2 separate regions of the Homo sapiens genome follow, and region 1 is linked to region 2. A link is a contact called in ENCODE Hi-C or POLR2A ChIA-PET data. All regions are on one chromosome and are shown on one strand. The core of a region is the stretch at or near the end of the contact, and the rest is flanking DNA. Distances in the headings are between cores, read along the strand shown. Region 1 overlaps MET (MET proto-oncogene, receptor tyrosine kinase). Region 2 has its middle 60 kb from the start of CAPZA2.

Region 1 (4,250 bases), core at 999-3,498, 86 kb before region 2:
TATTTTTTTCCTAGTCTTAGAGGATTTACTGCCAGTACAGTGTTTTCAGAATGTAACTATCAACTGAGTTCTTATACTTTGCATCAGTTAGCTATTGTACGTGTCAATCTTTTGTCTCCCTATGTAGAGGCTAGACCCAAGGTAGAAGCATTTGCCAGGATTGACAAACGATAGCCTGTTTTTATATTCTCAACAAGTGAAAACTTATTTTGTTTATATTTTTTTCCCTTTTTATACAGTTAAACACTCACATGCACGCACACACACACACACACACACACACACACACAGGCCACAGGGACCCTATGGCCCTCAAAGACTAGCATATATTCTATCTAGCCCTTTCCCAAAAAACATGTGCCAACCCCTGCATTAGAGAATAGTGTAAAATAATAGTGGACAGATAACAGGTCCACAAATTTTGGAGAGCCATGGATGACCTTACTTATGAACTTAAGTAATTCTCTTCAATAGGTGTGAGTGTTTCCATTTTACAGATGATGAAATTGAGGCTCATTGATCTAAACAATTGGATTTTGTCTTCATAGGCATTATGAGGGCTTACTAGACCAACAATAGTGATAATAATAACTGTTTAGTTGCACAAGGCAGGGATTTATGTCTTTTTTATTTGCTGCCATATCCTTCAGCACCTAGAACAGTCTGTCACATGGTATGGTATTATATTCATTTTCCAGAGCTCCCATAACAAATTACCACAAACTGGGTGGCTGAAAACAACAGAAATTTATCCTCACATGGTTCTGGAGGCCAGATGTCTGAAATCAAGGCATCAGCCAGGGCCATGCTCCCTCTGGAGGCTCTAGGGAGGACTCCTTCCTTGCCTCTTGCAATTCTGGTGTCCCAGGCATCTTAGGTTGTGGCAGCTTTACTCCCCTCTCTGCCTCCATCTTTATGTGGCAGTCCACCATGTCTCTCTGTGTCCCCTCTTCTTATAAGGACAACAGTCATTGAATTCAGGGCACTCACTAAATCCAGGATGATTTCATCTCAAGATCCTTAACTAATCACATATCAAAGAGCCTATTTCCAAATAAGGTCACGATCTGACTTTCCAGGTGGACATGAATTTTGGGAAGACATTATTCGGCCTACTGTAGGTCTTCTAAATGAAGTGACCATTTAATATGTTTCTGGCACTGGATTCATTTCATTTAAGCCTCAAAACAAATCTGTTATGTAGATATGTGTTTTCCCACTTTACAAGTGAAGAACTGAGGTTTAGAGATCTAGGAATCCTAAAGCTGCACAGCCAGGAAGGGCAGGGCCACCCCTGACCCAAGTTCTCTGCTAGGTTAGCATGGTTGTCACAGGACAAGCTGAGAAGGTATTTAGGGAGCATTACACTAAAAAGTTGTAGAAGTCGGCTTAAGGAAGAAGATTCTAAAATCAAAGGAATCAGATTGTAGGAGGCCATGTAGGCAATTTCCTTTAATTCAATAGAAGAGAGTATAAGAATCAGCCAGGCATGGTGGCTCATGCCTGTAATCCTAACACTTTGGGAGGTCGAGGTGGAAGGATTGCTAGAGCCTGTGAATTCAAGACCAGCCTGGGCAACATGGCAAAATCCCATCTCTACAAAGAAATACAAAAATTAGCCAGGTATTGTGGCACATGCCTGTAGTCCCAGCTACTCTGGATGCTGAGGAGGGAGGATCTCTTGAGCCCAGAAGGGAAGAGGTTGCAGTGAGCCAAGATTGTGCCACTGCACTGCCGCCTGGGTGACAGAGCCAGAGCCTTTCAAGCAAGCAAGCAAGAGGGAAGGAGGGAGAGAGGGAGAGAGAGAGAGAGAGAGAGAGAGAGAGAGAGAGAGAGAGAGAGAGAGAGAGAAAAGAAACGGAGAGAGAGGGAGGGAGGGAAGGAAGGAGGGAAAAAGAGAGAAAGAAAGAGAAATATGAAAGAAAGAAAGAGTAAGGAAGGAAAGAAAGAAGGAAAGAAAGAAAAAGAAAAGAAAGAAAGAGAAAGAAAGAAAGAAAGAAAGAAAGAAAGAAAGAAAGAAAGAAAGAAAGAAAGAAAGAAAGAAAGAAAGAAGATATGAACAATAAAGGAAAGACTCAAAGATGGTTCAGATCTCAAACTTACGGAGAGGGTAGCTATTGATGCATTGAGAAATAGGAAGCTGGAAGAGGAAATCAGTTTGGAGAGAAAAGTGATGGCTTTGAACATCATCAATGGCGTATTCAAACATAGCTTGAAGGCATTTGCAGAGACAGGGCTGGTCCTCGGAAGAGATGGCAACGGGGTGTGTAGAGTTAGGTCATCACCACGAGGCTGTGAGGGCAGAGCCACAGTAGCTTCCATCACCTTGTGAATCACCAGTGCTCAGCCCGTGGCTGGCTGGCCGGATGCCTGCTTATGCTGTGCTCCCGGCTGTCTGGCTGCACACACAACCGCAGAGCATGCCCTCTCTGGCTAGGGCAGAAAGAAATTGAAGCCTCTTAAATTTTGCCCCCCCCAGCTTTGCTCCCTTGCTAGGACTTCCAGGCCATGACTATTGAAGCCATAGGGCAGGATTACTTCCTCAAGAGGCGTTAGTGGAAACAGATGTGTTGAGGAAGCCTCTTTCTTTTCAACTGTGCCCTGAGCACATCAGATGGAGTCCTCTTCATAGCACAAAACAACTTGGTCAGATTCTTAGGGTTTGACCACAGCACCCTAACAGCCTGGCCGTGCATTAAGGACCCCAAAGAGAAGGATCTGCTTTGCCAGAGAGCTGACTCTTCTGTATTTTACAGACAATTCTGAATTCAATGTCAACATCTTAGACATCTCAGTACAGACAGTAAAGAGTTAAAATATGTCTATAAGAAACAGCGCCAGACCCTGAAATTGAAAGCTCTGTGCCTCCCTGCGTGCAGTCAGTTCCACACTGTCCTCTCTCCCAGTTCTATTTAATAAAAAAAACACATGAGTGAAATTTAGGGAAATAAGAATTCCTGAAATTAAAGCAATTAAGTTTTCAGTCAACTGTATGAAAAGCTCTAGACAAAGAGGTACTTTCTATTTCAAAATATGTATTTCCCAGAAAACCATTACCATATCTAGCTAGAATTTCTACAAAGAATGATTATGAATAAAGTATATATTCAAATGCTTCTGGTAATTTAGTCATGGTCAAAGAGGAGAGAAAGGTGATACAAGTGAACTGGCAAAGATTTTACAAGATAGTACATTTTTAAAAATTTTATTTGCAAGACTGATTTAAATTATCTATAGATGAGCTAAATCTGTCCTATAGATCAATTAAATGAATCACTATTTTAAATATATCACATTCTTAATTACACTGAATTAAATATAATTACATATTCACTGCATACATCATAATGTTAATTAGGGGAAACATTTTGAATCAAATATATTGAGATATATAGCACTTCAATTTTCTTTTTATAAAAAAAGCTATATGACTAAGTCAGGTAAAAAGAATCTGGCAAGTACTCATAGAAAGCTAAAGGAAGACTAGATTAATTGATGTATCACATCAAGGCTTACAAATTGTAGAGGAATTCCTATTCTTTAACTCTATGACAGTATATAAGACTTTGGGCTAAGGAAGCAAGTTTGCAACAAGTTTTTAAAAAATAATAAAACAGGAGGCAGGGCACGGTGGCTCACACCTGTAATCCCAGCACTTTGGGAAGCCGAGACAGGTGGATCACAAGGTCAGGGGTTCAAGACCAACCTGGCCAAAATGGTGAAACCCAGTCTCTAATAAAAATACAAAAAAGTTAGCCAGATATGGTGGCGGGCACCTGTAGTCTCAGCTATTCAGGAGGCTGAAGCAGGGAATTGCTTGAACCCAGGAGGCGGAGGTTGTAGTGAGCCGAGATCACGCCACTGCACTCCAGCCTCGGCGACAGAGCTAGACTCCATCTCAAAATAAATAAATAAATAAAAATTTTAAAAAATAAATAAAATAAATAATAAAACACATTGTTTACCATTGTTTCTCAGAGACATACGATTATTTTAGAAGTGGATAAGCCTTTTTTTTTTATACTTTAAGTTTTAGGATACATGTGCACATTGTGCAGGTTAGTTACATATGTATACATGTGCCATGCTGGTGTGCTGCACCCACTAACTCATCATCTAGCATTAGGTATATCTCCCAATGCTATCCCTCCCCCCTCCCCCCACCCCACCACAGTCCCCAGAGTGTGATATTCCCCTTCCTGTGTTCATGTGATCTCATTGTTCAATTCCCACCTATGAGTGAGAATATG
Region 2 (4,199 bases), core at 919-3,418:
TCACACCTGCTTTATATACAGTAGAAACAGCTGTGATTCTGCCTCATCCTGCATATGACAGTGAGGGTGAGAGAGGAGAAAGGTGACAAGACAGTGGCACTGGCAAGAGAACTCCCTCACTTCTTTCTCTACACTCCCCACTATCACTTTAATTACTTCTCCTGTGACAGATTCCTTTTTTCTGTTTTAGCCTTTAGACCTGGAATACACAACAGACATGGAAGAGAACATTCTGTCTAAATGACAGGCATGTTGCATGAAGGTGCAAGAATAAGAGCCATAGTCTTCAGTATTGGTGTCTAGAAATTATTATTGTTCCTCATTTTTGCTCAAATGTTAATAGATGGTTAATGATCATTCAGGTTGAAGAAAAAGTAAACTAAGTACAGTATTGTTTTAGTTATGTGCTATGTGTTTGAAGATGAGGAATACATGACTAGACACACATAGCAAGTTACACAGGCACACATGACTCACTGTTGTAGCACTTCAGACAGTTTCAAGACACAGAGAGGTATGCAGACGTTATGCCCCAAAGGAAGAAATGCTTATTGCTGTTTTTCTTTTTCATATTTGAGGGGTTCTTTCAGGACTATCTCAATTCCTTATCTATCAAAGAATTGGAAAGAACTTCAGTCATAAACCAATGAAATATTTCAGTTGGTGAATTGAAGGTAATAAAATGGATGCTTGCCCAAACTGTCCTTTGTTGTAAATTATTCCAGAGAACTAGATTACGTCAGCCAAAGATATTGATCACAATGCTGAGAGGTTTATAACTACTATTAACTTACCATGTGACCCCAGGGCAGAAATCTAGGAAAATTGCAAAAGCATATCTACTGTAATGAAAAGCCCATCATTAATAGGACTTACTATCTTGTCATCCAACTAGTACTATGTTGGCTTCAAGGCAAATATTTAACAAACATTTGAAACAGAAAGCACTTCTGTCTTCTCCCTTTTATCTTCCATTGATGTTCCCGAGCTATTCTGATGAATGTGTTTTTGTTCTTATCAATAAAACATGTAGGTTAAAATAAGTGAATATATTTATAATTATTAGCCTATATAAATTAGCATCCAAATATTGAAATAGCTCCTACTCCTTTATTATTACTATCATTATTTTAATAAGGAGTTAGCTCCTCATGTAGACCAGTTTAGAATACGGCTCAAGTCCAATTCTCCTGCGTAGTTAAACCCTACCTGGTTAAGCATTCTGAAAACTAGTTACTCTTTTTTTTTTCTTTTTTTGAGATGGAGTCTCTCTCTGTCACCCAGGCTGGAGTGCAGTGGTTCAATCTCGGCTCACTGCAACCACCACCTCCTGGGTTCAAGTGATTCTCCTGCCTCAACCTCCCAAGTAGCTGGAATTACAGGCATGCATCACCACACCCAGCTAATTTTTGTATTTTCAGTAGAGATGGGATTTCGCCATGTTGGCCAGGCTGATCTCCAGTTCCTGGCCTCAAATGATTGCCACCTCAGCCTTCCAAAGTGCTGGGATTACAGGTGTGAGCCACCACACCCGGTGGAAAACGAGGTACTCTTAGAGAAGCAATTCTGAGATGAAAATGGCCATATTTAGAATGCATAAACAGACATCTCTGATTTAAATTAACTACTAATTTAACGTTATTTTTGAAGCACTGGGCCCAAATTACAATGAGAATTAATTCTTATTCCTTTCTTGAAAAGAAGCCCTTTGTCTTTGTGCATTCAATTTTTCACTGTCACATGAGTACATTCTTTTCACCGCATGAGTCCCAGGCTGGCAGAAACATCCACTAATCCTTAGACCTCTTGGCTGGAACGACAAAAATGCATAAAATCTTACCAGGCCAAAAGAGATCAACTTTAAAAATCTTTGGCATCCAAACATGTCAGAACTGTTTTTCGCTGGTTCTGCAAACCATTTGTGTTCTTCATTTATGGTCCAGGGGATCTGTAATGTCAGTTCCTACTTTTATTGGGCAGCCTGGAATTTTTAAGCACCATATTTCCTTTACCTTTCTTGGTGGTTTATAATTTTCACCGCTGTTTTTACGAGTTTTCTTCTCTATGTCTCTAAGCCTAAGTGTGGAGATGTGGTAATAGACAGCCTGCTCTTTGCCAATCAAAGCCCTTACTTTGACGTTGGCCACTTTGTTCCTGTGACATCTGCTCTTTCCATTATAGACAAACTGGGGCTTTCCTTCTGCAGAACTGTGACTAAACAACCACCATATTCATCAGTGGCAACAATTCTTGTAAACAAGAAACGCTGAATACAAAGGCTTTGTGAAATCCTGCCCCCAAGAGGCCACATGTCTAAAGTCAGTCACGTGGTCCTCAGAAATGATTTTAGAAGTCTCAGTAAAGAAAAATTACAGAGACACTCAAATATCCTAGTGTGATACTGCTGTAAAACTTCTTCTAATTTTTTGTTAAGCTGTGAGAAAGGGCCTATGGAAACACCTGGATGAAGCAGCAAATCACTGTCCCAAAGTCACTAAAAATCATATTTCAGAAAGGAAATATCTAGCGTTAAAACAACATAGATGCATTTTTGAAAACAAATTGAATTGAGAAAAATAATAATGATAACAATAATGATCTAATCCCAGGACATGTCACAGGAATTAATGACTGACTAAAAGCTAATGGTCTAAGGTAATGCTCTCAGGAATTAGTCTTGCTTATTGAACTGCTATTGTTTTAGTAAACGAATGCTTAAACTGACAGAAAGTAAAAAATCAGGGCTGCCATTATGGAGCCTGGTTGATTCAAAGTGGGGCAGGGGGAGAAGCTAAAGCAAAAAAAAAAAAAATGCATCATTTGATCATTTGCTGTTCTTACTCAATTTTTTAAGTTCGTTTGTCGTTCACAAATTATAGATTCTTTATCATTTTTTTCTTTCATGTATCTGTATGTACTTTTACTTTTGTACTTTAAGGATGTGTTTACTTATGCATTGTTTTATTGACAGAGAAGTAATCTGATAATAAAAATGCAACTCCCTCTAGTGTAGGCATATCAAAGATCTAACATTCTGTTTGCCTAGAATCGTTTTATTTTAAATACTCTGATCTGAAGAAAATGTGGATCCTCGGCCGGGCGCAGTGGTTCACGCCTGTAATCCCAGCACTTTGGGAGGCCGAGGTGGGTGGATCACCTGAGGTCAGGAGTTTGAGACCAGCCTGGCCAACATGGTGAAACCCTGTCTCCTACTAAAAATACAAACATTGGCTGGGCGTGGTGGCGGGTGCCTGTCTGTAATCCTAGCTACTCAGGAGGCTGAGGCACGAGAATCGCTTGAACCCCGGAGGCAGAGGTTGCAGTGAGCCGAGATTGCACCGCTGCACTCCAGCTCGGGCAACAGAGTGAGACTTTGTCTCAAAACAAAAAAAACAAAACAAAAAAAAAGAAGTGGATCTTCCATGTGGGCTTTAGAATAGTGCCTCAAAATTATACTTCACTTAGAACTTATTACTCAACATCTTATTTCAAGAGTATTCTAACAGCTGACTTCTTGATTCTACCTTTCCGTATTGCCTCTTCCTTATAACCCCAAAACAGCTACCAAAATTATATATCTGATCACTTCACTTTCCTGCTTAAAAACCTATGCCCATTCCTAGATGTTCTCTGTGCAGATCCTTTGTTGTTTCATTTTGTTTATTTTTATTATAAAATATATTTTTGAGGAAAAAATTTTAAATTGGACAAAAAGATATAAAGTGAACAGGAAATATCCTCCGACCACTTTCTCTCCCCCTCCATCCTCACTCCCCATGGGTAGCTAATATTAATGCACTTTTTCAGAAATGTTCCACTCTGCATCAGTGGAACTGAACTAAACCAGACACTTTAGTACATCCTTCAATAACCTTTGTCTTATTGACCGAACTATGACTCGGCACACCCTTCCCCAGTCAAGAATATTGTTCTTCTACCTCTGTGACTTTGAACTCTCAACAGAAATATCCCCCTTTGGGGTATGAGCCATATAAACAGGGCTAGACCAAGCTCTGTGAACTACCCCCTCCCCCACTGACTTATAATTTGATATTGCTTCAAACCAGTATCCTTTACCTTTGTTTTGCTCAACTTTTATTTAAATGGAGAGGAGATTAAAATGATTTTCTCTTAATAAAAAATTAAAGAAAGAGATTCACTTGTTTCTATTTGCCAAAGCAGAATAAATATATTTTTAA

Evidence for each region. Hi-C counts contacts between places; a loop is a spot of excess contacts on that map. ChIA-PET counts read pairs that join two places held with the same protein, here RNA polymerase II (POLR2A).
Region 1: a loop to region 2 is called in a map of gastrocnemius medialis, with 3 times the contacts of the local background. The contact joins two enhancer-like sites. A Hi-C loop is called at or near these places in 2 of 168 maps with a recorded cell type or tissue (Caco-2 and gastrocnemius medialis). POLR2A ChIA-PET finds 5 or more read pairs at or near these places in 3 of 52 experiments (PC-9, Panc1 and T-cell).

Annotation. Positions count from the first base shown.
Region 1 is chr7:116,714,488-116,718,737 of GRCh38, forward strand. All of the region lies in intron 2 of MET (MET proto-oncogene, receptor tyrosine kinase), which reads left to right. Among named protein-coding and RNA genes, the nearest start is that of COMETT, 29 kb to the left of the region's middle. Within about 2 kb of position 2,249, at least 7 of the 41 ENCODE cell types and tissues checked have a DNase peak (open chromatin) inside an H3K27ac peak, as active enhancers do; they include Panc1 and gastrocnemius medialis, where a contact is called at or near this core.
Region 2 is chr7:116,800,748-116,804,946 of GRCh38, forward strand. No RefSeq gene overlaps it. Among named protein-coding and RNA genes, the nearest start is that of CAPZA2, 60 kb to the right of the region's middle. Within about 2 kb of position 2,169, at least 11 of the 41 ENCODE cell types and tissues checked have a DNase peak (open chromatin) inside an H3K27ac peak, as active enhancers do; they include Panc1 and gastrocnemius medialis, where a contact is called at or near this core.